Linked DNA regions of Homo sapiens: region 1 is linked to region 2. A link is an interaction called in ENCODE POLR2A ChIA-PET data of the cell type or tissue named here. Cell type or tissue: HepG2. All regions are shown on one strand. Links, peaks and the distances in the headings refer to the core of each region. The heading gives the core; the rest is flanking DNA. Region 1 overlaps AOX1 (aldehyde oxidase 1). Region 2 has its middle 8.6 kb from the start of LINC01792.

Region 1 (16,059 bases), core at 7,119-11,118, 93 kb after region 2:
TGATTAACAAAAGAGAAACAGTAGCTTAAAATTAATCTAAAATAAGACAGCCAAAAGCAAACAGATAAAGTTTGACTGTAAATATCAAAGGTGATTTATATTAGCAATTGTTCGGAGCCTGTAATACAAAAAGGGCAAGAAATAATCCAAATACATCAGAATTTACACATTATCTTATTGCCCAAGAAAAACTCAGAAAGGACAACTCAACTGTCACTATATCCAAAGGAAAGCAGCAAATAAGCATATAATTTTCTTTAGCAATAAAACAACTCGAGATTCTTCTGCCACATTCTTTTAGGGGTTTAGTTGCAAAATTGGTTTGTTTACCCAGTTTCTGCTAATCATTTAACAGAGTAAACTGTCAAAGCTCAAATCTCCTATCCTTTGTTTTTTATTTATTTTTACTTTTTGAGACAGGGTCTTGCTCTGCCACCGAGGCTGGAGTACATTGGTGCAATTGGCTCACTGAGGCTTCGACCTCCCAGGCTCAAGCAATCCTCCCACCTCAGCCTCCCAAGTAGGTGGGAAAACAGGCTCATGCCACCATGCCCTGCTAATTAAAAAAAAAAAAAAATATATATATATATATATATATATATTTTTGGTAGAGATGGAATCTCCCTATGTTCCCTGGGCTGGTCTCGAACTCCTTCACTTAAGAAATCCTCTCACCCCAGCCTCCCAAAATGCTGGGATTACAGGCATGAGCCACCTCACCCAGCTTCCTATCCTGTATTTTGTAACAGAAAATATCCATTCATAGTTTTTCTCTCATGAACAGATCTATAAGCACACACCCAACTCAATCGAGTTATTTGCATTCTTACCTGAATCATTTTAGTGTGGACCCCCTGCCCCATTTCAATTCCACCGTGAGTGACCAGCACAGAGCCATCAAGATAAATGTGAACCAAGGCAGCAGCCTGAGCAGAAAAGACGAAAACTGTTTCTGTGATCTTTTTGATATTATCACATATCGTGTCAATTAAAACATTTTCCTTGGAAATATTTCCCTCCAAGAATCCCGCACCCCCCAGGGTGGAGCAACATTTTAGGTTTCTTTTTGGGGTGGGGGAAACCAGGGCGGGGACTCTATTTTAAAATACAAAGTAAAGTATAGACAGGTAGAGGGAGAGGGTGAATAATTGTGTGCACACATATTCTCATAGTTGTAGGCATGTCCCAGAAAAATGAAAATGGAAATCCATTTTCTTATAATCCCATATAAGATGAGATAGATAGACACTAAAATTGTTTTGCTGCAAAATGACTAAGCTCACCCTAAATCATCTTGGCACAGAACTACAGAGCTTTGGAGTTAGACAAGAACTTGGAAGTAATCTTATCTAACTGTATAGCTCCCCACAAGGATCCAGAAGGAACCAGACTGCTAACAGCATTAAAGACTCTTATAATCAGAAACATCCAGTCTCTAAGCTAAACATGTTTTTATAATTAACAAGAATGTGCCTTCTTGCGTATCTGCCTGTGCTAAACTAGAATATGGGGATATCCCAGAAAATCACAGCAGGAAAGAAGGATGGCTTCTTCCCTTTGGCTCTGCAATGTAAGAGCAACATCAGCAGCAATGGTCCTCCTAGAACAGATATCTCTCAGTGGTTCCACTGTGGTCCGGGAAAGCCTGCAAGGCAACCTTTACAGTTTTGCAGCAGGGAAGTGCTGACCGCATGGGTGTGGTCTGGGTCAGCTAGGTTTCTTCACATCTAATTTTTTAGGCAGAGTGACATAATAATCTAGGATTTGTAATGTCAAGGTCTTCAGAAAATTCTGGTAATAAGCCAATGTCAACTTAATAAACCAAAAATTTTCCTAAGCCTTAGTTGCTCACTTAGATTATTTGTAAGCAACCCTGGTCATTAAGTGAAGGTTGATGGAACTGCATGTTAATCACCAGATAAACCCAAGAAAAAGACTGCATTTCCAGATCAATTCTCTGCCCATCAGAAGGGCCTTCCAAGCTGCCTGGGGACCGTGGACCATGCTTGGAGAACTGTCTCTTTATTTGTATCCAAAGGTTCACATTACCCCCGTGAATGACAACCAGAAACCTCTATCATTCCAAATAAGGCAAGTTTGACAGTGAAAATGCACTCCATTTATTTGGTCGGCAGGTGTAAACTAGGGATGTACTGGGCAAATGGGGACATCAGGATACCCTTTCTCTGAGGACCAGGCACATATGTCCACAGTCCAAAGGAGAAACTTAGACTCTTGAGGAAGGCATAGTAGCCATGATAATGACACCCAAGGACCTTGGGAAGATGTAATAGAGTGTTTTTTACTGTTTATTGACTCATGACTCCTGGAAACACCATCTTTTGCTCCTGGACATTCATCCTCAAAATAATAAAGGTAAGGAAGAGTTTTCCTCTACAGAGAGCCCAGGGCTGGCTGCCTGGGGGCCATGCATCAGATGTCAGGTGATGCCAGCTGCAACAATAGCTCCTGGGCCCCATTCCATGGCACTTCATTGTGCTTTGCTAGAATATGAGCCCCCTGAAAGGAAGGATCACGTCCTAAGGAATCTCTCGGAATGCAACATAGCAACACACATGCGGTAGGTGCTCAGTAAATGTTTGGTAAGTAAATTTGCAGTAGCATAGCCATGCAATCTGTTTCTTAATCTTGTAGACTCCATATTTGGCCTCCTTGGCTCGCAAAGTGTGCATGTAATTCATAGTTGGACTTGGCCCATGTGATTAAGCTACAATTATAGTGGATTATACTTTTCCAACATTGTGTGACCCTGCTGGTTATAGCATTCAGCCTGTATGTCCAAGACAGCATGTCTATCAGATATCACTCAGCCATTTGTTCCATGTGGTGCTGCAATCTCCTTGGGCCATTTAAAATGTCAAATTTGGTTTAGTTAAGTGGCACCACTGTACAGCTCATTGTTAGTGCCACAAAAGATAATTCTGCAAAGCTTCATCTATAAAACAAGCACAACTGGAGAGCTGGAGTAGATGGTCCTCCAACATAAGTAGAGGACCTAGTCGGGGAAATTTAAATCTTCAAACAAATACTACTGGTATCGATGAGAAGTTAGCTTCAAACCCGCAGATTCCCCAAATGTTTCAGCCATTCAGACATTTGAGTTCCTACTCTGTGCCAAGTGCCATAGTAAGGCATTGGACACACAGAGGTTGGTTAGGTCCTGTCTGTGCCATTCAGTGTTCAGACTGCAGGAAGTAAGTACACTGATATTGCAGGTTCAGCTCCAAACCACAGCAATAAAGCAAATCACACAATTTTCGTTGTTTCCCAGTGCATACAAGTGTTTATGCTACACTGTACTCTATTAAGTGTACACTAGCATTATGTCTAAAAAGATTGTACATATTTTAGTTTTAAAATACTTTGTTAAAAAATGCTAACAACCATCTGAGCCTTCAGAGAGTCAGAATCTTTTTGCTGGTGGAGGGTCTTTTCTCAATGTTGATGGCTGCTGACTAACCAGGGTGGTGGTTGCTGACGATTGAGGAGGTAGTTGTAACAATTTCTTTTCTGTTTTTTTTTTTTTTTTTTTTTTTTTTTGAGACAGGGTCTCTTCTGTCACCCAGGCTGGAGTGCAGTGCCTTCCTTACTAAGCTTAATCATTTCTAGCATTTGATTTCAAGTGAGACTTGTGACTCTTTTTTTCACTTGAACACTTAGAGGCCACTGCAGGGTTATTAAATGACCTAATTTCAATATCATTGTGTCTCAGGGAATAGGGAGGCCTGAGGAGAGGGAGAGAAATGGGGGAAGAATGCTCCTCTATTTGTGGAGCAGTCAGAACACACAAAACATTTATTAAGTTTGCTGTCTTATATGGATGTGGTTCATGGTGCTCCAAAACAATTACAACAGTAAAATCAAAGATAACTGATCACAGATCACCATAATTATGAAAAAGGTTGAAACACTGTGAGAATTACCAAAAGGTGACAAAGAGTGAGCACATACTGTTGGAAAAATGGCACCAATAGACTTGCTTGAAGCAAGGTTGCCACAAACTTTTAATTTGTAAAAAATGCAGCATCTAGGAAGTGCAATAAAGCAGAGTGCAGTAAAACAAGGTATGCCTGCATAACACAGGTGGGGCACGTTTGACCCCCTCAGCTGCTGGGCAGGGACTGCCTCTGCTCAGGGAGGCCCTGTGGGACGATGAAGGCGGTGCTGAAGTTGAATCCTTGTTCTGCCATTTATTGGCTGGATGTCCTTGGGCAACAGAGAGAATCCCTATGAGCTTCAGTTTCCCCTTCTGTGAAATAGAGAGATTCATACCTACCTGATAGAGATGAGATAGAGAATAATCAAGTGGAGATTACAAATTCCCCAGCCCAGGTCCTTCCATGGAGAAGGCACTCAAATATCATGTCTAGTTTCCTCCTCTATTTAGTTTGTTTCAGAATGGAGGCTTTTAGCATGTGCCCTCCACGGAGTTTGGTCTCAAACTCCTTGATTCAGCCCTAAGTAAATATTTTCAGCACGTAAGTTGGTCAGTTTCCCAGGTGGCCTTCAAGAATGAATTTGTACTGCTGGCTGTTGCCTAGTTTGTTCTCAGCTGAGCTGAATCCCACTTCAGTTCCTATCAAAAGGTGTTTTGGGGAGACCACGTGGTGTAACTAGAAAACCCAGCTTTCAGAGCCACTCAGGCCTGAGTTCTAGCCCCAGCCTTACCTCTACCAGCTGCAGGACCTTGAGCCAGTTATTTAAACCTTCTAAGCCTAGATTTTTTTTATACCTAAAATGAGGATACAAATCTTCTAGGTTGTCCCAAGATTAAATGAAATACCTAAAAGTACTTACAACATCGTAGTGCTCAGTAATTGTCACTATTATTATTTTTTCTTTTTTGTAGAGATGGGGCCTCACTATGTTGCTCAGGCTGGTTTCAAACTTCTGGCCTCAAGCAATTCTCCTGTCTTGGCCTCCCAAAGTGTTGGGATTACAGGCGTGAGCCACTGCACCTCACCATATTTTTCAAATCTACTTTTTGAGAAAATTCTGATGAGGAAAATGGGTGAGACCTGGTCTATGGTGGAGGCCAGATATAAAGTAATGGCAGCCATCAAATAGAGGCAGTGCGCCATGTTTACCCACGGCCAAACGTGAGAGGATTTCCAGAGGATCCATGAACAATGGAGGCTGTTTTTCCTGATGATCCTGACTAGTCTGCACAAGGACAGACAGCCCCAGCTGACCTCTTTGGTAGCTGCCAGCTAATCAGTTTACCCCAAAATTCTATACCAAGACTCAATGCTTACAAACCCTTTTCCCAGTGGTAGTTTCTTTCTCTCTTCTTTTGTAATAACCTCGTTTTTGCTTTTATTTCTCAACCACAGTATCTTGACTGTCTCCCACATTTGAGTAAACTGCATGCAGATGACTACATGGCTCTGTGTTATTTTTTGCCATCACAAACAGGCAAGGAATGAGAAGACTGCAATAAGATCATCATTTGTTATAACACTTCTCTGACCTACCACCTGCCTACAATCAAAGCTGCATGCAAATGTTCTCAGGATGGCACCAAAGCTCAACTAGGACAGTTAGGTGAATGGATGGATATGGGATGGAGGAAAGGACCTTCCTACCCACTTTTCCTGGCCTCTTCTGATCCCTTAACACACAACATCCACACTAACGCCCCTCTCGAAGCTCCCCTACCCTGCCATTTGTTCCTATTTTGTGATCGCTCAGCACAGCTGCCATGCCTTCTTCATGACTCCAACCAAGGAGTGAATTCTGCAAAGAGGAGTGACAATTGTGAGGGTCCTCCCAGCTTATCTGTATGTACATGGATGTGTGTATGTAATAAAATAGATAATAGGGGTTCCCGGCTGCCATACAATGAGCTAGAATGTTGCAGTCCTTCACCAGCCGTTAGGGGTAAGTTTTATTCATTCTTAAGAATGAATGAAGTCAAGAATGAAGAGGTGGAAACTGCAACCAAGCAAGGGGATTTCTTTAATCAATGAAAGAAATTAAACTGCAAGAGCAGATTCCCAGTCCCCCCTTTCACAGTTTTAAAAGGTACAAGGTGAATAAACTTCAAAAATTCTATTTAAAAAGTGATTTATTTTTCTGAATTTAATTTATTCCAACCCACCCAGAAGGAGTGGAGCACCCAAAACCTTGCAGCTCCTCATTTCTATTTCATGGTCCAGCGACACCGAATTGCGGACACTGGAAGAGGAGTCTTGGAGGTCATCAGTCCCACCCTCCTGCTTTCCACATGAGCAGTCTGAGCCCAGAGCAAATGGACTCAGCTGCCATTTGCCAACTCCTGTTGCCAGGGCCAGGAGTAAACCTCAGTCTCCCAATTTCCAGCAAGAATGTTTTTGACCAACCATGGGCATGTGAGCAGAGGAGCTCTGGTCTCCTCTGGAGTAAAGCTAGCTTAATTACTTTGACTTTGGTGGCTTTTGTGAAATTTAACAATTGGGCATTGCAACCATATGGCTAATATGACTTAAGGAGAAGTTTCCTCAACACCTCTTGCTTTGTCAGGGCTGCTTCCAGGCAGCATCCTCATGTGCATTTGGAGAACTCACCTGACCAGCAGCACGTGAGCCAAGGCCAACAGGAAACTTCAGGGGGACCATGGCCAGTCCTTTCTTCTTCCAATAATTCTCTGCATTGAACTTTTCCACAGCAACTTTCCTCAAGGAGTAGGAAGACATGGCCATACATTCTCTCCAACACTGGATTAGGTTCTTGGCATTGATCTCTTGTTTGTAGGGTGTTTGATCAATTTCCTTGTACATGTTTATGATTCGCACCTATGAAAGAAAAGGAGATTAAAGCTGGGAGGGGAAACCCAGCAGACATAGGCTCATCCATTCACCATCCTCCTGGTCAAATTCTGCCCATCCTGTAAGGTCCAAGCCAAGTTCTACTGAGTCCTTGTGGAAGCCTTTCCTAATGCACAACATTGTCCTCTTCCTCTACTCAGAGCTTCTATCAAACGTGCTAGCAATTACTTATGTGCTTTCTATGCTACTCTTGTGCAACTTTAAAGGATGGAACCTTTACCTTATGTTCCAATATAACTCAACACAGTCCATGTACACTGTAGACTCTTAATTCTAGTTGCATTTGGGTATCTGCTGAAAGATCATCTAGGCCACATGATTTGGATTACTCCCATGCTATGTTGCAAGATAAGACTACTCACCTCCAAAACAGGCAAGCATGAAAGTTCGTTTAAATATAACCAATATCTAGGATGAAGAACAAATTAAAAGATTCTATCCCAGGATGTCTGAAGCACTGAGTAGAATTCTTCCTGTATTCCCAGAATTGGTGACTAAGACCCTAAGCTGAGAATAAAAGGTGCCAAGTATGTCACATTCTCAGCTGAGAAAACTCATAGCACTTGTGGCCAGCCCCCTCCCTAAGCTGACAGAGCCATCACAGACACACTCTCCCCACCCTCCGAAGCAAATTATCAGATCATTGTAAGAGAAACACTGGAAATTAGTAAGCCATCTCATTTGGGGGAAAGTGGTGTTTTTAAGAGGCTGTTCCCTGCTCTAACTTCCCTGGGAATGAAGGGAAGGATGTAATTCTCCTCCTTAGTGCTACCAAATGTGGCAGGACATCAGGAGAGAGTTTAGTGGGATGGCCAGGAAGGGAGGGGCAAGGCCTCCCACACGTTCAAGAGAAGCAAAGAAAGTGGCTACTGTTGGGTGAAAGCTGGTAGATGAATTGGGACCTGGGGCCTTCTAAAGACTGCTGGGGCATGAGCAGAGAGGTGTGGTCACCAGTGGAATGCTGTGCCAGCTGCCCGCTGAAGGTCCAAGGACTGCCAATTTCTGGAAGAGCTGGCAGAAATGGAGCCATAGACAATGTACTTGAAAAGTGACATCTGTCCAAAGAGAGGACTGTGAGCTTGCCGGGAGAAGTCACACAGGGAGAAACTGACTGTTTTCCTGGTCCTTCTTCTCTTCCTCCTTGCACCAGCATCACAGCAGAAGGCACAGGGGAGGAGAAGGGGCTGAGAGAGAGCTCACCCCATCTCCCCACACTAATTCCATTCCAGGATCTGGGAGGAGGAGCCAGGAAGGGGAAGGTCGTTGTCAATAAACAAAGTTGGGGCTGAGACTGAAAGAACCAAAAGGAGAAATTGGATCATCATGGCGGACGGGAGGCAGGACTAGATTGCAGCTCTGGACAGAGCAGCTTGTGGAAGTTCGCCGAATTTTAGCTCTAGATCGACTGCAAGAACAAAGCAATAATCCTGAGAGGACCCACAAACCCTCTGAAGGAAGTGGACTACTCCTGCAGGACCCAGGAGATACCCCAAATACCGTGAGTGCCCCAGCTGTGAGGGGGAAGGGAGATCCTCCTCTCCCAGACACACACCCCCACGGGAGAAGCTGAAATTCTGTTTGCAGGAGAAGATTCCGACTTTACCTGAAGCTGAGACAATTTAGAGAGCCAAGCAAAATGCAGGGGTAGAGGAAGCAGCAGAAAGGCCCTAGGAGCTTGCTGTGTCCCCTAGCAGGCCAGGCCATTCCTGCCTAACAACACAGGGATCCATGGTGGGGGCGGAGGGGGCGGGGGACCAGAGAAGTAGGGGGTGAAACTCCACAGGGAGAAAGAAATCTCTAGCTGAACTTTGTAACAATTTGAATGGGGCAAGAAGCCTCCTGGTCAGAGCTCAGTGGGAGGGCACAAATCTGGTGTGCAGACTCCACAGGCAGGGGGAGAAACCAAGCCCTTTTCTCTCTCAGCTAGGGGTGCAGCACAGGGCAAGTTTTCAAGCCCATCACACTGTCTGCCTGCAAACAAACTCAGGGCTGTTGGGGGGTACACATTGGGAGTGAGACCAACCCTTCTGCTTGTATGGGAGCTGGGTGAGGCCTGTGACTGCTGGCTTTCCCCTACTTCCCTAACAACCTGCATGACTCAGCAGAGGCAGCCATAATCCTCCTAGGTACACAACTCCAGTGACCTGGGAATCTCACACCCATCCCCCACAGCAGCCACAGCAAGACCCACCCAAGGACAGTCTGAGCTCAGACATGCCTAGCCCTGCCCCCACCTGATGGTCCTTCCCTATTCACTCTGGTAGTGGAAGACAAAGGACATTTAATCTTGGGAGTTCTAGGGCCCTGCCCACCGCCAATCCCTCTCCACATTACTACAGCTGATGCTTTCTGGAAAGTGCCACCTCCTGGTAGGAGGCCAACCAGCACAAAAATAGAGCATAAACCACCAAAGCTAAGGACCCTCATGGAGTCCACTGCACCCTCCATCACCTCCACCGGAACAGGCACTGGTATCCATAGCTGAGAGACCCATAGACGGTTCACATCACAGGACTCTGTGCAGACAACCCTCAGTACCAGCCGGGAGCTGGGTAGACTTGCTGGGTGGCTAGACCCAGAAGAAAGACAACAATCACTGCAGTTCAGCTCACAGGAAGCCACATCCATAGGGAAAGGGGGAGAGTACTACATCAAGGGAACATTCCATGGGACAAAAGAAACTGAACAACAGCCTTCAGCCCCAAACTTTCCTTCTGACAGAGCCTACCCAAATGAGACGGAACCAGAAAAGCAACCCTGGTAACATGACAAAACAAGGCTCTTCAACACCCCCAAAAAATCACACTAGTTCACCAGCAATGGATCCAAACCAAGAAGAAATCTCTGATTTACCTGAAAAAGAATTCAGGAGGTTAGTTATTAAACTAATCAGGGAGGAACAAGAGAAAGGCAAAGCCCAATTCAAAGAAATTTTAAAAAAGTTACAAGAAGTTAGGGAGAAATATTCAAGGAAATGGATAGCTTAAAGAAAAAAACAATAAAAAAATTCAGGAAACTTTGGATACACTTTTAGAAATGCAAAATGCTCTGGAAAGTCTCAGTAGTAGAATTAAACAAGTAGAAGAAAGAAATTCAGAGCTCGAAGACAAGGTCTTTGAATTAACCCAATCCAACAAAGACAAGGAGAAAAGAATAGAAAATAGGAACAAAATCTCCAAGAAGTCTGGGATTATGTTAAACAACCAAACTTAAGAATAATCAGTGTTGCTGAGGAAGAAGATAATTCTAAAAGCTTGGAAAACATATTCAGGGGGATAATCAAGGAAAACTTCCCCAGCCTTGCTAGAGACCTAGACATCAAATACAAGAAGCACAAAGAACACCTGGAAAATTCATTGCAAAAAGATCTTCACGTAGGCACATTGTCATCAGGTTATCCAAAGTTAAGATGAAGGAAAGAATCTTAAGAGCTGTGAGACAGAAGCACCAGGTAACTTATAAAGGAAAACTTACATGATTAACAGCAGATTTCTCAGCAGAAACCCTACAAGCTAGAAAGGATTGTTCCCTATCTTCAGGCTCCTCAAACAAAACAATTATCAGCCAAGAATTTTGTATCCAGTGAAACTAAGCATCACATATGAAGGAAAGATACAGTTGCTTTCAGATAAACAAATGCTGAGAGAATTCACCATTACCAAGCCACCACTACAAGAACTGCTAAAAGCAGCTCTAAATCTTGAAACAAATCCTGGAAACACATCAAAACAGAACTTCTTTAAAGCATAAGTCACATAGGACCTATAAAACATAAATACATGTTAAAAAGCAAAAACAAAAAAATAAAAAACAAAGTACACAGGCAACAAAAAGCATGGCAAATGCAATGGTACCTCACATTTCAATACTAACATTGAATATAAATGGTCTAAATTCTCCACTTAAAAGATACAGAACCACAGAATAGATAAGAACTCACCAACCAACTATCTGTTCCCTTCAGAAGACTCACCTAACACATAAGGACTCATATAAACTTAAAGTAAAGAAGTGGAAAAAGGCAATTCGTGCACATGGACACCAAAAGCGAGCAGGAGTAGCTATTCTGTCTGATATAAATCAGACAAAACCAATTTTAAAGCAACAGAGTTAAAAGAGACAAAGAGGTGCATTATATAATGGTAAAAGGCCTTGTACAACTGGAAAATATCACAATCTTAAACATATACACACCTAACACTGGAGCTCCCAAATTTATAAAACAATTACTAATAGACCTAAGAAATGAGATAGACAGCAACACAATAGTAGGGAACTTCAGTACTCCACTGACAGGACTAGATAGGTCATCAAGACAGAAAGTCAACAAAGAAACAATGGATTTAAACTATACCTTGGAACAAATGGACTAAACAGATATATACAGAACATTTTATCTAACAACTGCAAAATACACATTCTATTCAACGGCACATGGAACTTTCTCCAAGATAGATCATATGATAGGCCATAAAACAAGCTCAATACATTTAAGAAAATTGAAATTATATCAAGCACTCTCTCAGACCACAGTGGAATAAAACTGGAAATCAGTTCCAAAAGGAACCTTCAGAACCATGCAAATACATGGAAATTAAATAACCTGCTCCTGAATGAGCATTGGGTCAAAAATGAAATCAAATGGAAATTAAAATATTCTTTGAACTGAATGACAATAATGACACAACCTGTCAAAATCTCTGGGATACAGCAAACGCGGTGCTAAGAGGAAAGTTCATAGCCCTAAGTGCCTACATCAAAAAGACTGACAGTGCACAGACTGACATTCTAAGGTCACACCTCAAGGAACTAAAGAAATAAGAGCAAACCAAACCCAAACCTAGCAGAAGAAAGGAAATTACCAAGATCAGAGCAGAACTAAATGAAACTGGAAAAAAAGTACAAAAGATAAATGAAACAAAAAGCTGGTTCTTTGAAAAGATAAATAAAATTGATAGACCGTTAGGAAGATTAAGAAAAGAAGAGTAAAAATCCAAATAACCTCACTAAGAAACGAAACAGGAGATATTACAACTGACAACACTGAAATACAAAAGATCATTCACAGCTACTATGAGCAACTTTGTGCACATAAACTAGAAAACCTAGAAGAGATGGATAAATTCCTGGAAAAATACACCCTCCCAGATTAAATCAGGAAGAATTAGATACCCTTAACAGACCAATAACAAGAGCGAGATTGAAATGGTAATTTAAAAATTACCAACAATAAAAAGTCCAGGACCAGAAGGATTCACAGCAGAATTCCACCAGACATTCAAAGAAGAATTGGTACCAATCCTTTTGATACTATTCCACAAGATAGAGAAAGAAGGAACCTTAAGTAAATTCATTTAATGAAGCCAGCATCACCCTAATAACAAAACCAGGAAAGGACATAACCAAAAAAGAAAACTACAGACCAATATCCTTGATGAACATTGATGCTAAAATCTTTAACAAAATACTAGCTAACCAACTCCAACAACATATGAAAAACATAATCCACCATTATCAAGAGGGATTCATACCAGGGATACAGGGATGGTTTAACACACACAAGTCAATAAATTTGATACACTACATAAACAGAGTTAAAAACAAATATCACATGATCATCTCAATGCAGAAAAAGCATTTGACAAAATCCAGCATCTCTTTATGATTAAAACTCTCAGCAAAATCAGCATACAAAGGACATACCTTAATGTAATAAAAGCCATCTATGACAAACACACAGCCAACATAATACTGAATGGGGAAAAGTTAAAGACATTCAACATAATATTGAATGGGAAAAAGTTGAAGGCATTCAACGGGAACAAGACAAGGAGGCCCACTCTCACCACTCTTCTTCAATATGGTACTGGAAATCCTAGCTAGAGCAATCAGACAACAGAAAGAAATAAAGGGCATCCAAATCGGTAAAGAGAAGTCAAACCGTCACTGTTTGCTGACGATATAATCATTTACCTTGAAAACCCTAAGGACTCCTTCACAAAGCTCCTAGAACTGATAAAAGAATTCAGCAAAGTTTCCGGATACAAGACTAATGTACACAAATCAGTAGTTCTTCTATACACCAATGGCGACCAAGCAGAGAATCAAATCAAGAACTCAACCCCTTTTACAATAGTTGCAAATAATAATGATAATAATAAAACACTTAGGAATATACCTAATCAAGGAGTTGAAAGACCTCTACAAGGAAAACTACAAAACACTGGATGACACAAACAAATGGAAACACATCCCATGCTCATGGATGGGTAGAATCAACATTGTGAAAATGGCTATACTGCCAAAAGCAATCTACAAATTCAGTGCAATCCCCATCAAAATACCACCATTGTTCTTCACAGAATTAGAAAAAACAATTCTAAAGTTCACATGATACCAAAAAAGAGCCCGCATAGCCAAAGCAAGAGTAAGCAAAGAGAACAAATCTGGAGGCATCACACTACCTGATTTCAAACTATACTATAAGGCCATAGTCAACAAAATGGTGTAGTAGTGTATAAAAATAGGCACATAGAAACCAGTGGAACAGAATAGAGAACCCAAATACTTACACCCAACTGATCTTTGACAAAGCGAACAAAAACGTAAAGTGGGGAAAGGACATCCTTTTCAACAAATGGTGCTAGGATGGCTAGCCACATGTAATGAGAATGAAACTGGATCCTCATCTCTGACCTTATACAAAAATTAACTCAAGATGGATTAAGGACTTAAACCTAAGACCTGAAACTATTAAAATTCTAGAAGATAACATTGGAAAATCCCTTCTAGATATTGGCTTAGGCAAGGATTTCATGACCAAGAACTCAAAAGCAAATGCGATAAAAACAAAGATAAATAGCTGGGAGCTAATTAAACTAAAGAGCTTTTGCATGGCAAAAGGAACAGTCAGCCAGCAGAGTAAACAGACATCCCACAGAGTGGGAGAAAATCCTCACAATCTATACATCTGACAAAGGACTAATATCCATAACCTACAAGAAACTCAAACAAATCAGTAAGAAAAAAACAAACGACCCCATCAAAAAGTGGGCTAAGGACATGAATAGACAATTCACAAAACAAGATATAGAAATGGCCAACAAAAATATGAAAAAATGTTCAACATCACTAATGATCAGGGAAATGCAAACTGAAACCACAATGCTACACCACCTTACTCTTGCAAGAATGGCCATAATCAAACAATCAAAAAACAGTACATGTTGGCGTGGATGTGGTGAACAGGGAACACATCTACACTGCTGGTGGGAATGTAAACTAGTACAGCCACTATGGAAGACAGTGTGGAGATTCCTTAAAGAACTAAAAGTAGAAGTACCATTTGACCCAGCAATCCCACTACTGGGTGTCTACCCAGAGGAAAACAAGTTGTTATTCGAAAAAGATACTTGCACCTGCATGTTTATAGTAGCACAATTCACAATAACAAAATCTTGGAACCAACCCAAATGCCCACCAATCAATGAGTGGATAAAGAAACTGTGGTGTGTGTATGTATGTATGTATATATATATATATGTGTGTGTGTGTATATATATATACACATATATATGTGTGCGTGTGTATATGTATATACATACACCCATCGGGTGATGGGTGCACCAAAATCTCACAATTCACCACTAAAGAACTTACTCATGTAACCAAATACTACCTGTACCCCAATAACTTATGGAAATAAATAAATAAAAATAAAAACCAACCTATTAATGTTACAAAAAAAAAAAAAAGAACCAAAAGGAGATCAGTTTAGCAACTGAAATGACCAACTTTTTGACAGCTGGCTGAGATGTTCAGGAAGCGGGGAATGAGGGCCTTGATGGAATTGTGGGTAGCAGTTATACCCCCAGCCAATGGAAGCTTCTCACCAGCCAGGGGAGAATGCAGTGCTCAGTCCTCAGGATCTTCTGCTTCAGGATTTTGGAGCAGGAGTCTGAGTAAGGTGAGTATTGCTGAACTTTGGAGTCTGGGCTCCGCATTAACCAGTTAGCTGGGGGACTTGGCACAAATCATTTGCCCCTCTGGGTCTCAAATTCCTCAACCTGAATGGCCCCCAAAGGCCCTACCGTCTCTGACATTCCACATGTTTTGTCTGTGAAGCTGATTTAGTATTACCTTCTCAGGGGATAGTCCACATTTGGCTGCAACTTCCGTGATACAAGATTCGGTGATCAGCGCTGCCTGAGGAAAGCCAAACCCACGAAAAGCTGTGTTGGATGGAAGGTTGGTTCTGCATGCCCAACCCCGGCAGCGGAGATTGGGAAACTTGTAAGCATTGTCCATTTTCAGAAGTCCCATTTCTATCACCTGGAGAAATCCAGAGTTGATGTGATTAAGATCTTCTGAACCTGTTTCACCATCCTACGACCTCAGACCAAAACCAGGCCGAAAATGGCAGCTCTCTTTTCATCTCATCTAACATGCTAAAATATTCCCATGCCCCCAATTAAACACATTTTTTGCTGTAAAATAATTTTTAAGTATTAGAATAATTTTTCCTTTGAGAGCATTATTTTTTATTTTTGTATTTTGGAGTTAATGCATTTTTTAAGATTTCAAATATATACAAAGGCCTTTGATATGTTCACAGGCCCTGAGCACTGGGTCTATAGAATGTAATGAATATAATATCCTGGAAGACAGTGAAAACAGAAAAAAATGTTTTGGCATTGGGTCTAATGTATTGGTTCTCAATGGGGAGCAATCCTTTCCCTGCTCCTGGGGACGTCTGGCAATGTCTGGAGACATTTTTCATTGTTAACATTTTGGTTGAAACTCTTTTTTTTTTAGACAGAGTTTCACTTTTGTTGCCCAGGCTGGAGTGTAATGGTGAAATCTCGGCTCACTGCAACCTCTGCCTCCGGGGTTCAAGTGATTCTCCTGCCTCAGCCTCCCAAATAGCTGGGATTACAGGTGTGTGCCACCATACCCGGCTTTAGTAGAAACAGGATTTCACCATGTGGTCAGGCTGGTCTTGAACTCCTGGCCTCAAGTGATCCACCCACCTCAGCCTCCCAAAGTGCTGGGATTACAGGTGTGAGCCACTGCGTCTGGCCTGGTTGAAACATTTTTGTTTGGGGTTGGGCTGGACACAGTGGCTCACGCCTGTAATCTTAGCACTTTGGGAGGCTAAGATGGGAGGATTGCTTGAGCCTAGTAGTTTGAGATCAGCTCTGGCAACATAGTGAGAACCCATCTCTACAAAATA
Region 2 (16,059 bases), core at 7,954-11,953:
ACTTCTAGACTTTTTGAATGTGAGAAACTTCTGTCTTTTCCACTCCTTGGAACCAAAGATAATTTCAGCTCATGCAAGTAATGTTTTCCAAAGAAAGTTGATTTTTCCAGAGCAAACCAGTGGCAAGGAAAAACAATTAGATCCTTCATTAAGATTTTTACAAAGGTACTTTTAATTCTACAACCGTAGGGAGAGACCGGCCAGCCCTGTTTACCTTGATCGTGAAGATTACAGGTTCCAGATCTTCATAGGTGAGCTTTATCTTTTCAGCTGCTCGTTTTGCCTGTACGTCTGTTTCTGCAACCACAGCACAGATGATCTGGCCCACACAGACTACCTGTGGAAAGTACACACATGAAGCAGATACAAAATTCTGGGTGGGAATAGGCTTAGTTCAACCTTAGCAGTGGCTGCTGTCTTAGATGTCGCTGTTTAGCAATAGTAACCACATTGGAGTCGCATTTGACTACATCTGCTTGGCTAAAAATTAAAAAAAATATATTTTTTGAGACAGAGTCTCGTTCTGTTGCCCAGGCTGGAGTGCAGTGGTGCCATCTTGGCTCACTGCAGCCTCTGCCTTCCAGGTTCAAATGATTCTCTTGCCTCATCCTCCTGAGTAGCTGGGATTACAGGTGCGTGCCACCACGCCCGGCTAATTTTTGTATTTTTAGTAGAGATGGGATTTCATCATGTTGGCCAGGCTGGTCTTGAACTCCTGGACTCAACTGATCCATCCACCTCAGCCTCCCAAAGTGCTGGGATTACAGGCGTGAGCCACCACGCTTGGCTAAAAAATATGTTTAATGAAAAAATAATTTAAATAATACAGACAGTTCCATTGGCCATGTAACTCAGTGAACGTAAGGCTCAGAGTGGATGTGAGGTTGGCCGTAACCTGAATCTACCATGTCTTCTGTCCAGCTTGGTTGACACATGTTGCCTTCATGACATTTTAGAGTTTAAAGATAAAGTTTTTGTATAGTGGGGCTCCTGTTGTGTACTGACTTGTGTTTCTAAAAATTCATATGGACTCAAGAGCACACAGTGGCAGAACTAGGACTTGTTGCTTTTCTGTAATACATTTCCTTTTACTATGTTATTTCCTGACTCCGGACTAGTAGGGCTGAATAAAGGCAGGGTAGACAGCTGCCAGAAGGCTCGGCGCTTCCACCTCCCAAAGGCAGGAAGAGCTGGGAGCTGAACAGCTGGCAGGAGGGGTACCTTGGTGATTGTCTACACAGAATCATCTAGAAGAGCATGTCCCAGACGTACCTTATCTACAGCCAGCAATTTGTCACCTTCAGCGCCATTGGTGCCTGGAATGTCTTCAGCTGTTATCACATCAACCACTTCGGGTAGTTCAAGGGCCTTGGACACATCAATTGATCTAAACAAGAGATATTTAAGAAGTAGAAATCACTCTGGGCAGGGTGGTGGAGGTCTGTAATCTCAGTACTTTGGGTGGTCAAGAAGGGAGAGATTGCTTGATGCCAGGAATTTGAGACCAGCCTGGGCAACATAGCAAGACTCTGTCTCAACAAAAAAAATTATAAAAATTAGCCAGGTGTGGTGGTGGCGCATGTCTGTAGTCCCAGCTACTCAGGAGGCTGAGGTGGGAGGATGGCTTGAGCCCAGGAGTTCAAGGCTGCAGTGAGCTATGATGGTGCCTCTGCCCCCAGCCTGGATGACAGAGCCAGACTCTGTCTCTAAATTAAAAAAAGAGGAAGTAGAAATCAGCAAGCTTTGAGGGCCCTAAATTTGAGGGAGGGATAGAACATGGTTGAAAATCGGAATATATGACAACAAATCCAGCTTAGGTCCTGACCAATCAGAACAGACCTGCCAAGGAGTAGGGTCCAAGAGACTCCTGCTGGGCCAGGAGACAACACTTTAGCTGTTGGGGGTTGGGAGGTGGAGAAGGGATAGTGTGGCCTTGGCAAGGGGCGTTCTTGAAGGTTGGGACAGGGGCCATTCATTCTTGGGCATGAAGTGGGTATTTCACCACCACCTCAATACCAGCTCTCTATCAGGGTTGTGCCTTTGAGTCATGTCTGAGGCTGTAGCAGGGAGCTGAGGTTTTGTGAGGTTAGGAGGGAAACAAAAGGCTTGTAACTGTGATTTTTCTTTCTTTTTTGAGACAGAGTCTTACTTTGCTGCCCAGGCTGGAGTGCAGTAGTTCGATCTTGGCTCACTGCAAACTCCACCTCCCAAGCTCAAGTGATTCTCCTGCCTCAGCCTCCTGAGTAGCTGGGATTGCAGGTGTGTGCCACCATGCCCAGCTAATTTTTGTGTTTTTAGTAGAGACAGGGTTTCACCATGTTGGCCAGGCTGGTCTTGAACTCCTGACCTCAGGTGATCTGCCCGCCTTGGCCTCCCAAAGTGTTGGGATTACAGATGTGAGCCACTGAGCCTAGCCAGTGATTTTTATTCTCTCTCCATGATGTTCATTTCTAGATGCTCTCCCTTCCTCCTGGAGCTGGCAACCTTTTCTTTATTCTTTCCATTTTAGGTCCTTTAAGTTCAGGACATGGCAGGAGCATGGGCGCATTCCTCTGAGGGGTCCCCAAGTGTGCTTTTAAAAGGCTCTTGAAAGCTCTTCGTTTACTTACATGATTTTTGCATGAGCCCTGCTACTGGTCACCAAAGCCATGAAAAGTTCTTTATCCACCATGGGAATGTCATCACAAAACATGGCTTCCCCAGTGGCATGTTTAAGAGCTGACAGGTGCATGATAGGGTGTCCAACTGGGTCTTGGAGAGGCTGGTGAGGATCCACACTCTACAGGGAAGACAAGAGTTGCCTCAGAAGCCTTTAATTTTCAGAAGTGGCCTGGCCTATCACCAACACTCCTGAGCTAGGATTGAGAAATCGGATGGTCACCCTCGGGTGACAAACACTGGAGTGGGCCAGATGATGAGTGTGACACATTGATGATGCCACTAGAACAGTGAATTGTTATTTCAGTTATGTGGCAATAAATGGCGAAGTAGGTGAAGGGGCACCCCAGCTTCTCCTTCTGGCATTTTCTTTTCCCTGGTGGTGTTCTCAGGGGTCTCGCTGTCCTGCCTCCTCACCTTTCCAATGATCAGTCTGTCCACGGGTACTGTCCTCATGATGATGGGGGGTAAAGTGATACAGTTCCCAAGGTGGGATGCCAAAATCCAAGCCCGAAGCCCAAGTATGGACTTGTTTGGGGCCTCTGGCACAGGGTTTGGGGGATGGCAACAGAGTCCCCCCAGATCCAGAATAAGGTGTCCTGGCTGCCCTTGGGAGTGGCACAAAAACATCACTAGGCTGTAAGGAGGTGGAGATAGTGTTTATTCTGGAGCTCCTCTCAGGGAAGCTCTGTGTGTGTGTGTGTGTGTGTGTGTGTGTGTGCATGTATGTGGAGGTGGGGTGGGAGAGGCGTTGTGCTGTAGCAAGAATCCATAATTTCTAAACTGTCCTGCCAGAACGGTGAGTTAAGTTACTCGCAGGGCATTTGTTTGCTGACTGGAGATTAAACATTTGCAATCAGAGCTGGGGGCTGAACCTTCTGGCTCGGTTGCTCTTCTGAGTAAATATCAAACAAATGCCCAGAGAATATCACTTTGAAGAGACTATAATGATTAGACTGTAGATTAGCTGGACGGTTCAGCCTTGAGCTCATCTAGCAGCAGCTTGGGCCTGACCTCAGATTCCAGCGTCTCCCTGACGCGGACTAAGCAAAGAGCCACGACTAGAATGTCAGACTTGAAACCACAGCTCTGAAAAGCTTGCTCGCTCAGCACAGCTCTAGTTTGCAGGTTTCAGTTAAATCAAACTCACTGACCTGGTACGTTTGGACTCCCTGGGGTATTGTGACTGGGAAATCTTCGAGAGCGCTTAGGAATTGGTCTGAAATTTCAGAATGATGACGGCTGTCCTGAAAGGTGATTCAAAACAATAAAGATAAGCTGGTTAGCTACAGTTAAACTGGGCTTTGGTTTACGTGAAACTGACTTGGCTAATGTATCCAGCATAGTGTGCATAACCAGGATCCATACTGCCTGCCCCGGCTTCATGTTTTATGAATGTTTCTTGTTCCCCTCCTCCCTCCACATAATGAGGACCTGGACTGACTGCTTGGAATCTGATCCTCAAGCCACCCTGAGGAGGCAGAGGCCTGCCAGAGAGTAGGGGTAGAGGCAGGAGGAGAAGCAAGGAAAATGGGCTAGATAAGCCATCCCAGAATAAGCAGGTATCCATTGCACACAAAAGGACTCAAAGCCAGATTGCTTTTCTCAGGAACTCAACTCTCCTGGGAGAGCGGTAGAGGTGGGGAGGGTGCTCTGGGTGTCACTGAAACTTGTCAAGTGTCTTGATTCAGAAATTAAATGGCAGCAAGGATTATCCTGGTGAGTGTGGTTGATGAGGGTCTTCATCTGAGTCTGTGAAAATCAGATACCTTAGAACAGCAGGCTCTTGGGGTGAGCTGTGGTTGGGGAACAGGGAATACAAGGTAGGGTGAGTTGTAATCATGGTCAGGGGAGGGGTGGAGAGAGAGAGAGAAGGAGAGAGAGAGAGAAAGAGAGAGAGATAATATATTTTGCTTTGCTTAGCTTATTCCAAAAGTTTACAATCAGAAGAATCTAGAAAGCTATTTAAACATTAGCATACACATCAGTTTTTGGTGTGTGTGTGTTTTTTTTTTTTTCATACAGGCTCTTGCTCTGTCGCCCAGGCTAGAGTGCAGTGGTACAAACATGGGTCACTGTGGCCCCGACCTCCCAAGCTTAAGAGATCCTTCCACCTCAGCCTCCAAGTAGCTGAGTCTACAGATATGTGCTACCACGGCCAGCTAATTTTTCTATTTCTTATAAAGATGGGGTTTCCCCATGTTCCCCAGACTGGTCTCCAACTACTGGGCCCAAGCCTCCCTTGGCCTCCCAAAGTGCTGGGATTACAGGTGTGAGCCACCATGCCTGGGCAGTTTTGGTTGTTTTGAAAAATAAAATATTATTTTATGTTTTAGATTGATCATAAAATTACAGAAGAGGCAAAATGAATCTCTAGTGCCAGCAAAGTGATTGGTGGTTGCCTGGGCCAGGGGCAAGATGGTGACACAAGGGGGCATAGGATACTCTTTGGGATAATGGAAAATTTGAGGTGGTAGCTACACAGATATACACATTTGTCAACATGCGCTGAATTTAAATAGGTACATTTTATGATGTGTAAATTACACTTCAATAAAGTTGATTTTAAAAGAAAAAACTGGCAGCAGGGACACCACAGTGTTTCAGTGTTCAGGGCACGCAGTCAACATTTGCGGACTGCAGAGAGTCTGGCGCCATGAGCCTCATGTAGCCCCTCAGGGCTGGATTCCAGGAGGAGGGCCGGCTGGGAACTGACGAGGCCTGACTCAGAGCAGGTGACAGGTAACAGCACAGGCTGTGCACGAGACAATTTGCCAAAGTGATGGGAAAGCTGTGAGCTTATGGGTGCAAGGAACACATAAGAGCCAGATGCTATGGGTCAAATTGTGTCTGTTCTAAATATCTGTGTTGAAGTCCCAGCACTCCAGCCCCAGTTCTTCAGAATGTGGCCTTATCCAAATAAGGCAGGGCCTTTACTGCAGAGGTAATCAAGTTAAAATGAGCTACTTAAGATGGGCCTAATCCCATATGACTGATGTCCTTGTGAGAAGGGGAAATTTGGACACACATGTACCCACAGAACTTCATATGAAGACAGATCAGGGTGATGCTTCTAGAAGCCAAGGAGTGCCCAAGATTGCCAGCAAACCAGCAGGAGCTAGGGGAAAGGCAGGGGGCAGAGTCCCCTGCACAGCACTCAGAGGGAACCAGGCCTGCTGACGCCTCCAGAACTGTGAAGGAACATGTTTCTATTGTTCAGGCCAGGCAGGCTGTGCTACTTTGTTTCAGCAGCCCCAGCCAGCGAATACACCAGAGCACCCACAGGCACAGAGACTAGCTTCACCAGCTTCTTCAGTTCCTGCAGAACCTCTAAGTAGAATTTGAAGAGGAAGCTGACGACTAGGGTCCTCATCCTCTTGAATTCCACCCGGCCACCCGGGGCTGAGCCTGGGAGCGAGACTTCATCCAGAAGCAGCCTGCAAGCCTCATCCAGCAACAGCTCATTCCAGCACCTGGGAGGGTTGAAGGCAGGAAGGAATTGGTTAGAGGGCAGTTTCTAGCATGGCATGATATGGGATAGTGACCTTTTAGAGACCCCAGAGTTTCCTTGGAAACTCAGAAATCACCTAATCAAGCTGCTTAGGGAAACCAAGGCCTGGGGAGGCTGCATCGAGTGGCCCAAGGGTCATGGCAGGGTGAGAATGGGACCTGCAACTTAAACATGAACATGTTCCACAGCCAGACATGCTAGAATCAAGAATTAAATAAGCAGTGCAGGCCGGGAATGACGGCTCACGCCTGTAATCCTAGCACTTTGGGAGGCCAAGGCAGCTGGATAGTTTGAGCCCAGTAGTTTGAAACCAGAATGGGCAACATGGTGAAACCCCATCTCTACTAAAAACACAAAAATTAGCTGGGTGTGGTGGCACACACCTGTAATTCCAGCTACTTGGGAGGCTGAGCACGAAAATCACTTTGAACCCAGGAGGTGGAGGGTGCAGTGAAGCCGAGATTGCACCGCTGCACTCCATCCTGGGTGCCAGAGTGAGACTTCATCTCAAAAACAACAACAACAAAACAGACCACTAGGGCCAATTCCATTGTGAACTGAACGGGACTCAGACTTGGAGACTGACTTCACTGAGGAAGTAATAGAGTGCACTTAACGGTGGGAGCATTAGGTGCTGCTTGGACACTGCCCAGGGTGGGTTTGCTAGACTTTTTTTTTTTTTTTGAAACACAGTCTTGCTCTGTCACCTAGGTTGGAGTATAGTGGCATGATCGCTACTCACTGCAGCCTCAACCTCCAGGGCTCAAGTGATCCTCTTGTCTCAGCCTCCTGAGGAGCTGGGACTACAGGTGCATGCTACCATGCCCAGCTAATTAAAAAAAAAAAAAAACATATATATATATAGTAGAGATAGGGTCTTGTTTTGTTGCCCAGGCTGGTTTTGAATTCCTAAGCTCAAGCAATCCTCCTGCCTTGGCCTCCCACATTGCTGGGATTATAGGCATAAGCCATGGCATCAGGATGGCTAGGCTGTCGATCTGTGTAAGAGAACGAGGGCAGATGGGAAAAAATCACCTGCTGGCTGAACTCAGGCCAGGTCACTTTTGTTGTATACCTCATCCAAAGACTGGCATCCAATTAATCAAAGTCAAATAAGGTTTAATTCATTTAGCAAAATGGCAGAAAGAACAGGCAGTGATTTTCATGTAATAGTTTCCATCTTCCCAGGGCTTTACTGATGCTTGCCAGAGACAGATCTCCACTTGTTTTATTTAACAGCAAGCTTCCCCCTCAGGGTGCGGGCTCTTGGCTTACCTCCCAAGGAGTTGCTAGCAGGATCTGTGTGCACTGATGGTGGCAGCCCCCACCCCTCCATAGGCGATGCTCAGGTCCTCAATGCTGTCTGTGCCTTCTTTGAGAAGGACTCGCATGCCGGCATTCACGTGGGGCAAGGCATTCTGCTGGCATTGAGCCTGTCGGAAGGCTGACACAAATTCCCACTGTGGAGACAAAAACCATTTGGGGTTATCTGATATGTCAAAACTAAGAACATGGTTTATGCTTCTTGTTGCCACTAATTAATCACTTAGACACAATCTAACAAGACACCAAGGACAGTTGGCACAATTAGAGGACACCTTGGCTGACTTCTCGTTCAAAGTGAGAACAGCGTCCTCCCCAAGGCCCACTCTCAAGGCCTCGGGCACCCTCAAGGAACAGGGACCACCGCGCACTCTCCCTTGGAGGCCAGGATGCCTCTGCACGGGATGCTGTGGGAACTCACGCCTGGACACCCGTCCATGTGCTGGCATTGCCAGGGGCCATTCCCTCCAGTTTTCAGACACCTTTTCCCCATGAGGTTGGAGGAGCCCTCCTAATGCAGGGGCTTTTAAAGGTGATTTGCTAAAAGTGCAAAGGAGACCCACCACATTGCTTGGCTTGTAGAAATGATTGCTTTTCCACTTGGCAAAGCACAGAAGGGAGCCGAGCAAAGCTTTCCAGCAGTGGCTAGGGAATCTTGTGTCAGGAGGAAGAGTCAAAGGTGATGGCTGTCCCAGCTGACCCCTTGGCACCATGACCTTTGGTGAGCCAAGGTGGGGTCCATGAAGACGGCCTGTGCCCCTTTGTGCATTTCCATCTGTGCCGCCACGAAGGGTGCACATGTTTGAGTGGGCTTGTTTTTCCGTCTGCTGCCTTTTCATGGATTTAAATGGGAACACATTTCAAAGTTTCCATTCCAAAGGAAAAACTAATGAAGATCACACATGGCTGAAAGCATAACTTATGACTCCCTCCATAACCAGGCTGCCCCCCGGCTTTTGATGCTATTAATTAATCACACAGACACAATCTAACAAGACACCTGGCACAGTCAGAGCTGTGCTGGTTGGAATGTAGGCATGGTTGTAGGAGGCAGGGGTGCCCCAAAGGAGCCCCCCACTGTTGATCTCTGCCTGGTCCCTCCCTGCTGCTGGGCCGGTGAGCTGATCTATTGCCTTGGCTGGAGCCGGGGCTGTGCTCCAGGTGGAGATGGCTGTGGCTGAGTTGGGAAAGCGGAGACCTTCAGCCAATGGTAACGACCAATGCCCCTGTAGAAGAATATTACTGCTACTGTAGCAGAAGGCCCCGGATGGGGAGTGGGCCATCCTCATCCTGGTGCCCCAGAGTCTTGGCTGCTCCTCTCTGGGACTTTGGGGGCTGAGCTAGGGGGTGTGTGTGTGTGTGTGTGTGTGTGTGTGTGTGTGTGTGTGTTGCATTGCCTCTCTCTGGGAAGACTATCCTCTTAGATTCAGGTACAGCTTTGGCAGAGGCACAGGGAGCAGGCAGTGAGGACAGAAGGTCAACTCCATAGCCGGCTGGGTGGCTACATCAGCCGCAGAGATTCTGAGTTAGCGAACAACTAGAGGCCCTCCTGCGCCCATGAACTATTGGCTAGAGTGGGGTGTGGGACAGCTGAGCCCTAGCCCCCATCTCCCTGTGGGTCAGTTAGAGACACTCCATTTGACAGCCCGAGAGCTTGAACTCATGGCCATGAGGGGTGTGGTGGTGTGACCACAGGCCCTCAGCATGCTCCACCCTGCAGCTAGAACAACAGCCCCACATCCACACCCGGAGCTGCCTGCTCTTGGCTGTCGGAGGGCCTTGGTGCTGGCCCAATCTGCAGTTGGACAGGAAACAGGTTTGCAGGGCAGAGTTATTTTCTTTCCATCTGTTTTTAGATTTCTAAAGATGACTGGACTCAGTTATGAAAAAGGAAAATCCACCCTCAAAAGCAACCAGCGGAATTCTGACCTTTTGAGAGTGCGGGATATGCACAGATTCCAAAATTTCCTCTGGCTTAAGGTCTGCACTTGCCAACCCAGCAAGAAAATGTTCATTTAGAGGAATCCGCCGCGTACCTTCTGTGGAAGAGAATTATATTTCTGCACAGTCACAACAAGGAGAGCAAGATTATTCTGTTCTTTTAAATGTCAGCAGTAGAGAAGGAAAGGCCAGCTTCCTCTACACAGAGCAAGGCTGAGGTCTGAGTCCACGGCAAAGTCACAGGGTCCCATCATGGGGTCCCAGGTGGTGGCACCGTAATGACATTACTATTTTCTCATCAGCATATATGCTATGTGAACTGGGGTCTCTTCTGCCTTGAAGGCTCACTGGGCCTGTGGTTAACTACATAGAACCTGTTCAGTGCTTATGATCACTTGTTAAGTCAACAACTTTAAGCCAACACACGGTTTGTTTGCACTTTTAACTATTCAGTTCAGTTCAAGCCACTGACTTTGCCTTGTGTTCTTCCTGCTGTTGTCAGCTCTTGAGACAGACACTTACACCTTTAAAACAAAGTGAAAAATTCTGAAACCTCCTTCTAGCCCAGTTGCCCCCTCTTGGGGACCACAACTGTGCCCTCTGGCCCACAGGAGTGCAGTGAGGAGATCAAACTATGGCCTGGGGACTGTGACATGCGTTTGATCCCTGGCACAGTGAGCGCTGTGCTGGTTGGAATGTAGGTATGCTTGTGAGGAAGCAGGGTGCCCCAAAGGAGGCTCCCACGGTTGATCTCTGCCTGGCCCCTCCCTGTTGCTGGGCCAGCGAGCTGATCTACTGCCTTTGCTGGAGCCAGGGCTGTGCTCTGGGTGGAGATGGCTCTAGCTGAGCTGGGAAAGCAGACCTTCAGCCAATGGTAATGACCAACGCCCCAGCACAGCCTGGCATGTAGTTGCATCCAGTCAAGGTGGTATTAGTATCTGGGGGGCAGTTGGGGGCAGTGTGAGTGTGCAGGGTGCTTGGGGAGATGAAAGGGAGGTTTAGCGGGCAGCCACCGCAAGGGAACGTTCCTCTCAGCTAGCAATTAAAATCAATCACTGCCTACCCCTTCCCAGGGGCCCACCACAGCCTGTGTGGATGTCCACTGTGTGTCCACACCAGCCTTGTAGCTTCTTACACAGCAACTGGGGGGTAGGGAGGCAACTTTGAGGGCACTGTGTGGGGGCCTCGGACTGTGTGTTGGCGGAGGGAGCCCATGATGAGAATGGGGGAGCAGGAGCAGTCCCTTGGCCCACAGGGAGAGTGCGCACTGCAACCTCACCCTCAGCTTAGCCTCTGCACATCACCTCTGGTGTTTACTGGTCAAGCAAGACACGTGGGCGAACATGTGAGCTAACTGAGTGTGTGGTCCCAGGTTGTGTGCGTGTGTGGTGTCAGAAGGAAACACCAGCTGCCTTTTGGATCAGTGCACCTTCCCTCATGAGCTGGGCTCCCCATGGTGAATTGAGAACTAGAGACTTGGGCTCTGACTTAAAGCAATTCCTTAAAAGAATAAGTAGAAAAGACAAAAGATCTCTAGGTGCTGTTCAGAGTGTTTGGAGGCAGCTTACCTGCTGAAATCAGATTGAGGGTAGCATTGCCCACAGCAAGAATTGGATTCAGGTCCGAATAGCAATGCCGGCTTCTCACATGCCCCCCTAAGGACTAAGGAGAGAGAGTTACAGCGCAGTCATTCCATCTCTCAGCTTCTCTACCCCGAAGGCACCTGCTGATGGTCCTCTTAGTGGCCATGAAAGGGTCAAGAGGAATCTAAGTCAGTTCAGTCTTTCTCTCTTTTGCAGAGGGTGTGGGTTCAGCTTGTCAGGGAGGGCCCCTCCCACTGGCTTCTTTGGATGGGAAGAGGACTCGAGGGTGCCTAGCACTTACCTAACACCAGTGTGTTCCACGCGCTGTCTAACCCCTGACACAACAACCCAGTGAGGTGGGTGTCGTTATCCCTATTTTACAGATGAAGACACTGAAGTACAGAGCAATTATGAAACTTGACCAATGTCCCCAGCTAGGAAGGGGCAGGCCTGGGATTCAGATTCAAGCAGGGAGGCTCAGCGGGAGTGAGCCACCCCACTCAGCCCTGGCAACAGTGAAGATGGCCATGGTGTTGGCTGCAGAGGTGCCATCTTGCCTTGGTGCAAAGGGTCTCAGCCTCATCTCCTGTGGGCTTCTGAAATGGCCAGACTTCACATGGGCTGTGTCAGTGTTCTGAGGCATCCACACAGTTGGACAGAGAATTGCCTTTTCACTCTTTTTTGGGAGCCCTCACTCAGATCTGATGGAGCCTGTAGCATTTCAGAACTTGGGAGGGAAATGACTGGCCATTGAACTCAAGATTCTCCTCCCAGCATAGGGAAGGAATCTACGGTGACCTCCTGGTTGCTGCGGTCTGGACTGGAACACAGGTGAGGACAGGGAATCCCCATTCCTTTATGAGCAGTTCCATTTTACATTTTTTTTTGTTTCCCCTGAGCTGAAATCTGGCTCCCTGGATCCTCATCTGTCAGTTACTCTTCTACTCTCTGCTCATATGTAATAACACATCAGACCTCAGGAGTCTAGACATAGTCCAAGGCAGCTCTCATGTTCCCTTTGCCTGTCCTCCCACCCCTAGTCCTCTTTTTGGGGTGGTTTCCAACCCCTCATTCTCCTGCCACCTTCTCCTCACCAGTGTACCTCGTCAGAGTTCCTGACTGGAGAGAGAACATTTTGAAATCACTTGAGAGCTGTTTTAAAGGAAACATGCCCTCCCTGGTTTTCCATATCCCAAAGATTTCTGCTATACAATTGAGGGTATGCAGGGGAAGGAGCATATGTGTTTCAAAAACCTAACTGTTTCTCTTTTCCTTTCTTTTGAGATCAAAATCAACCAGATCTTCAAGTATGCCTCCCAGATCTGACCATCTTTCTCCAGCTGTGTTTTGAACAGCCCAGAGTAGAGAAGGCTACCCTCCTTGTTTTAGATACTCTATTTTGTTAATGCAGCCTAAGACTAAACTAAGTTCTTGGACAAGCTTATCATGAAACTAGCAAAACCATAGCATCCTTTTCTCACCTGTGATGCTGCTTAGCCACTCTTTTGAGCTTGACTTATCGCTCTTCCTCTTCTTCTTTTTTTTTTTTTTTTTTTTTTTTTGAGATAAAGTCTTGCTCTGTTGCCCAGACTGGAGTGCAGTGCCATGATCTCTGCTCACTGCAACCTCTACCTCCTGGGTTCAAGCAATCCTCCCACCTCAGCCTCCCAAGTAGTTGGAATTACAGACGTGCACCACCATGCCCAGCTATTTTTTGTATTTTTAGTAGAGACAGGTTTCACCATGTTGGCCAGGCTGGTCTCGAGCTCCTGACTTCAAGAGATCCACCCGCCTTGGTCTCCCAAAGTGCTGGGATTACAGGTGTGAGCCACTGCTCCCGGCCTATAGTTGTTTCTTAAATATTTTTATTAAATAATGCTTATTAATTTTAAACATTTACTGCGCCTGTTGCTTCAATCTGCTGAGACCTTTTTGCATACTGATTCTGCCAACGCATATCTCAACATTTCAGTGAGGTTCAGAAATAGGTGCGGTGTGCCCAGTGGTTGAAACCAGGGAACATACCGCCATATTCCGGATCTGCTGGCCTGCCAGACTCCTCAGGTGCTTCAGGAGGGCTCAGTACGTCTGTGTTTTCTCCTCTGGGAGCTCAGCTACCCTCTCAGCCAAGATGTCCTGCATCTGGGCCAGGCTGCAGCCAGCGCCTATTGTCAGTCCTGGAAAGCAACTTGTTTTTACTGGTGACATAAGAGGAGCAGCTGAATTGTAATCATGGCACCAGGACCTCAGTGTTTGGCCAGTGCAGTGAGTATCCACATTGGCTCACAGAGAGTCGCTGGGAACTCAAAAACAGCACAGATGCCCCACTCCCAGATCAATTCAATTAGAATCTCTGCTGCCTTTTTTTTTTTTTTTTTTTTTGAGACAGAGTCTTACTTATTGCCCAGGCTGGAGTGCAGTGGTGCAATCTTGGCTCACTGCAACCTCCATCTCCCAGGTTTAAGCAATTCTCATGCCACAGCCTCCCAAGTAGCTGGGATTACAGGCACCTGCCATAGCCCTGGCTAATTTTTTTTTTTTTTAGACAGAGTTTCGCTCTTGTTGCCCAGACTGGAGTGCAATGGCGTGATCTTGGCTCACCTCAACCTCCGCCTCCCAGGTTCAAGCGATTCTCCTTCCTCAGCCTCCTAAGTAGCTGGGATTACAGGCATGCGCCACCATGTCTGGCTAATTTTGTATTTTTAGTAAAGACGGGGTTTCTCCATATTGGTCAGGCTGATCTCGAACTCCTGACCTCAGGTGATCCTCCCACCTCGGCCTCCCAAAGTGCTGGGATTACAGGCGTGAGCCACCTGCGCAGCCTAATTTTGTATTTTTAATAGAGACGGTGTTTCACCATGTTGGCTAGGCTGGTCTCGAACTCCTGACCTCAAGTGATCTTCCTGCCTTGGCCTCCCAAAGTGCTGAGATTACAGGCGTGAGCCACTGCGCCCAGCCTGGATCTCTGCAGATTTTTAAAAGGCTTCAAGGTGTTTTTACACAGCCAGAGTGAGATCTCCTGGGCTGGTCCACATTCTTCTTTTGACAGACACAAGGAAATAGAGGCTAGAGAGAAGGAATGACAGCAAAAACTTGCAGGTGGCAGACCTTACCAGAATTTTCCATGACCTCCTCCTGACTGATTGTGGTGAAGCTATGCAAAGTTGCTTTGTGATTAAGGGGGATAAATCGAATGGCATTACAATAAGGCAAAGGTCATTCAATTCCCCAGGTTGTTGTCTAAAATCTGTAATGCTTGGATTTCAGGTTTTGCACCCGATACTCAAAATCTTCAACAATCAGTTTTGTGAGGGGCACTGGTCAATTGGCCCATGTAAGGAGCTGCCCCAGCCATTTATGTTGAGCGTTACTGGGTATGAGGAAGTTGGGGGCTCCTGGGAAGGGTCCAGGGAAGTAATGGGAGAGCATCTAGCGATCGAAGTAATGCTATTTGCTAACTGGCAAGGAAATAATTCAAAATTTCAACCAACTTTGGAGCCATAAGTTGTGAGTATTGGCAGGATATTAGCATGAGCTTCAGGGTTTTTCTTCAGTAAGGATGAAAGGGTTCAAATCAGTCTTAAAAAGTGAAGTAGTCACCCAAACCCCCAGGAGATGAGTTAGGCAGCCTTTTAAAATTAATCCTTCACACCCGGGGTTTGCAGAATGAAACACTAACGTAGAGTGACTTGACATTACTAGCTGGGCTGGTTCTAATTGCAGTTAGTCTGTTTTTATCAGGTTGGGCTTTGATTTATCTCTTGTTGACTAATCTTTGAGAATATTTCACCCTCCTACATAGCTGTATTTTATCAATATTAAGAATGTACTTGGCATGACACCTCCCCCACCTTGCCAGCATACTCATGCAACACCCCGCTGCCTCAGTAATCTCAGCTAATTTAGTTGATAAGGGAACCATGAGCTGCTCCTTGTTATCCTTATGCTAAACAAATCTAAACTATCCCTCCCCGCTGGAATGTCTCAGCCTGGAGTTCTCACCCTGTTTCTGTTTTAGCGTCTCCTAAAATGTACTCTGTAACAGGGGATCTAATTTCATCCCAGACCCATCAGTGATGGTCTGTTGCTTCCTTATCACAGGTTTCAGTGGAGCCTGTTTTTTAACTTCTGGAAGGTCCTGGCCTGCCTTATCGTTGCAGGAGTACTAGGAAAATCAAGCTTTTTTTTTTTTTTTTTTTTTTTTCAGTCATACAATTCCTTCTCCCTAAGGAGAAGACCCAGAGCCTTATTAGTGGAGGAGAAACCAGAAACAAAAAAACATAATTATTATTAAGGTCAGAAGCATCACATAGACCAGCATCACCACCTCTTATTTGACACAGAGGGAAAAGGGCAGTTCAACCCCAGTGGGGATTGAAGTATCCCTGTCTGCTCTATTGCCTGAATCCTCATAAGAGTTCAAACACAGTTTGAAGCCAAATAACTCCATTTCCATTGCACACATCACCATGTCACCTCATGCTAGGCACGACACACCTTCTGCCAGGCTATACTGAGAACATTCTACTTAATGTGGTTCTATTCATATTTTATTCCATCTCTGGTCACAAAATCTAGGTTTCTTCCAATGCAAGTGAAAAGAACTTCAACTTTGATTCTCAGAAAGGGCATTTCAGTGGAACTCTATGCTTTTCAGAGTTCATGGGTCTATGAGGTAAACATGCAATGACTTTCTGGAGCACTCACTATACTAAAGATTTTGAGAAAACAAATGTATACTGAGCCAAACATGTAGGTCATATGATTGAGCATGCAAACCTTAAACAAATGTTTAAGTCAAAATTACAGCTGTGCAAAAATGTATTTCCTGGGTGTGCTGGTGGGGAACACATCTGGCTCCAGTACATCCCACCCCTGCCAGTGTCCTTCACTCATCTGGGACTTAGGAAAAGTTCGAGAATCGTGGAAACTTTCCTGCAAGCCACTAGAGGGTACTCATGCTTTAATTTTAAGAGCCCTAAAGGAAGGCGCATTGTTTGTTTTAGCTCTGCTTTGCAGAGACCAAACTGAGCAGTTAACTCA

What was found. ChIA-PET counts read pairs that join two places held together with the same protein. Peaks named below come from ENCODE experiments on the same cell type or tissue, not always from the same donor. Only the 100,000 strongest peaks of a DNase experiment are listed, where the experiment ranks them.
Region 1: POLR2A ChIA-PET joins it to region 2 with 6 read pairs; 1 of 35 experiments calls an interaction of 5 or more read pairs at or near these places.

What each region holds. Positions count from the first base shown.
Region 1 is chr2:200,641,709-200,657,767 of GRCh38, reverse strand. AOX1 (aldehyde oxidase 1) reads right to left here. Exons shown (of 35, transcript NM_001159.4): 25 at 14,967-15,158; 26 at 6,567-6,794; 27 at 831-926. Among named protein-coding and RNA genes, the nearest start is that of AOX1, 64 kb to the right of the region's middle. RefSeq lists an enhancer at 8,118-9,317. In HepG2, for the core only: no CTCF peak of the experiment used is centred there; DNase peaks (open chromatin) are centred at 8,637 and 8,967.
Region 2 is chr2:200,735,794-200,751,852 of GRCh38, reverse strand. It overlaps the pseudogene AOX3P-AOX2P, the pseudogene AOX3P and the pseudogene AOX2P. Among named protein-coding and RNA genes, the nearest start is that of LINC01792, 8.6 kb to the right of the region's middle. In HepG2, for the core only: no CTCF peak of the experiment used is centred there; DNase peaks (open chromatin) are centred at 9,852 and 10,122; H3K4me3 peaks cover 729 bases; H3K27me3 peaks cover 864 bases.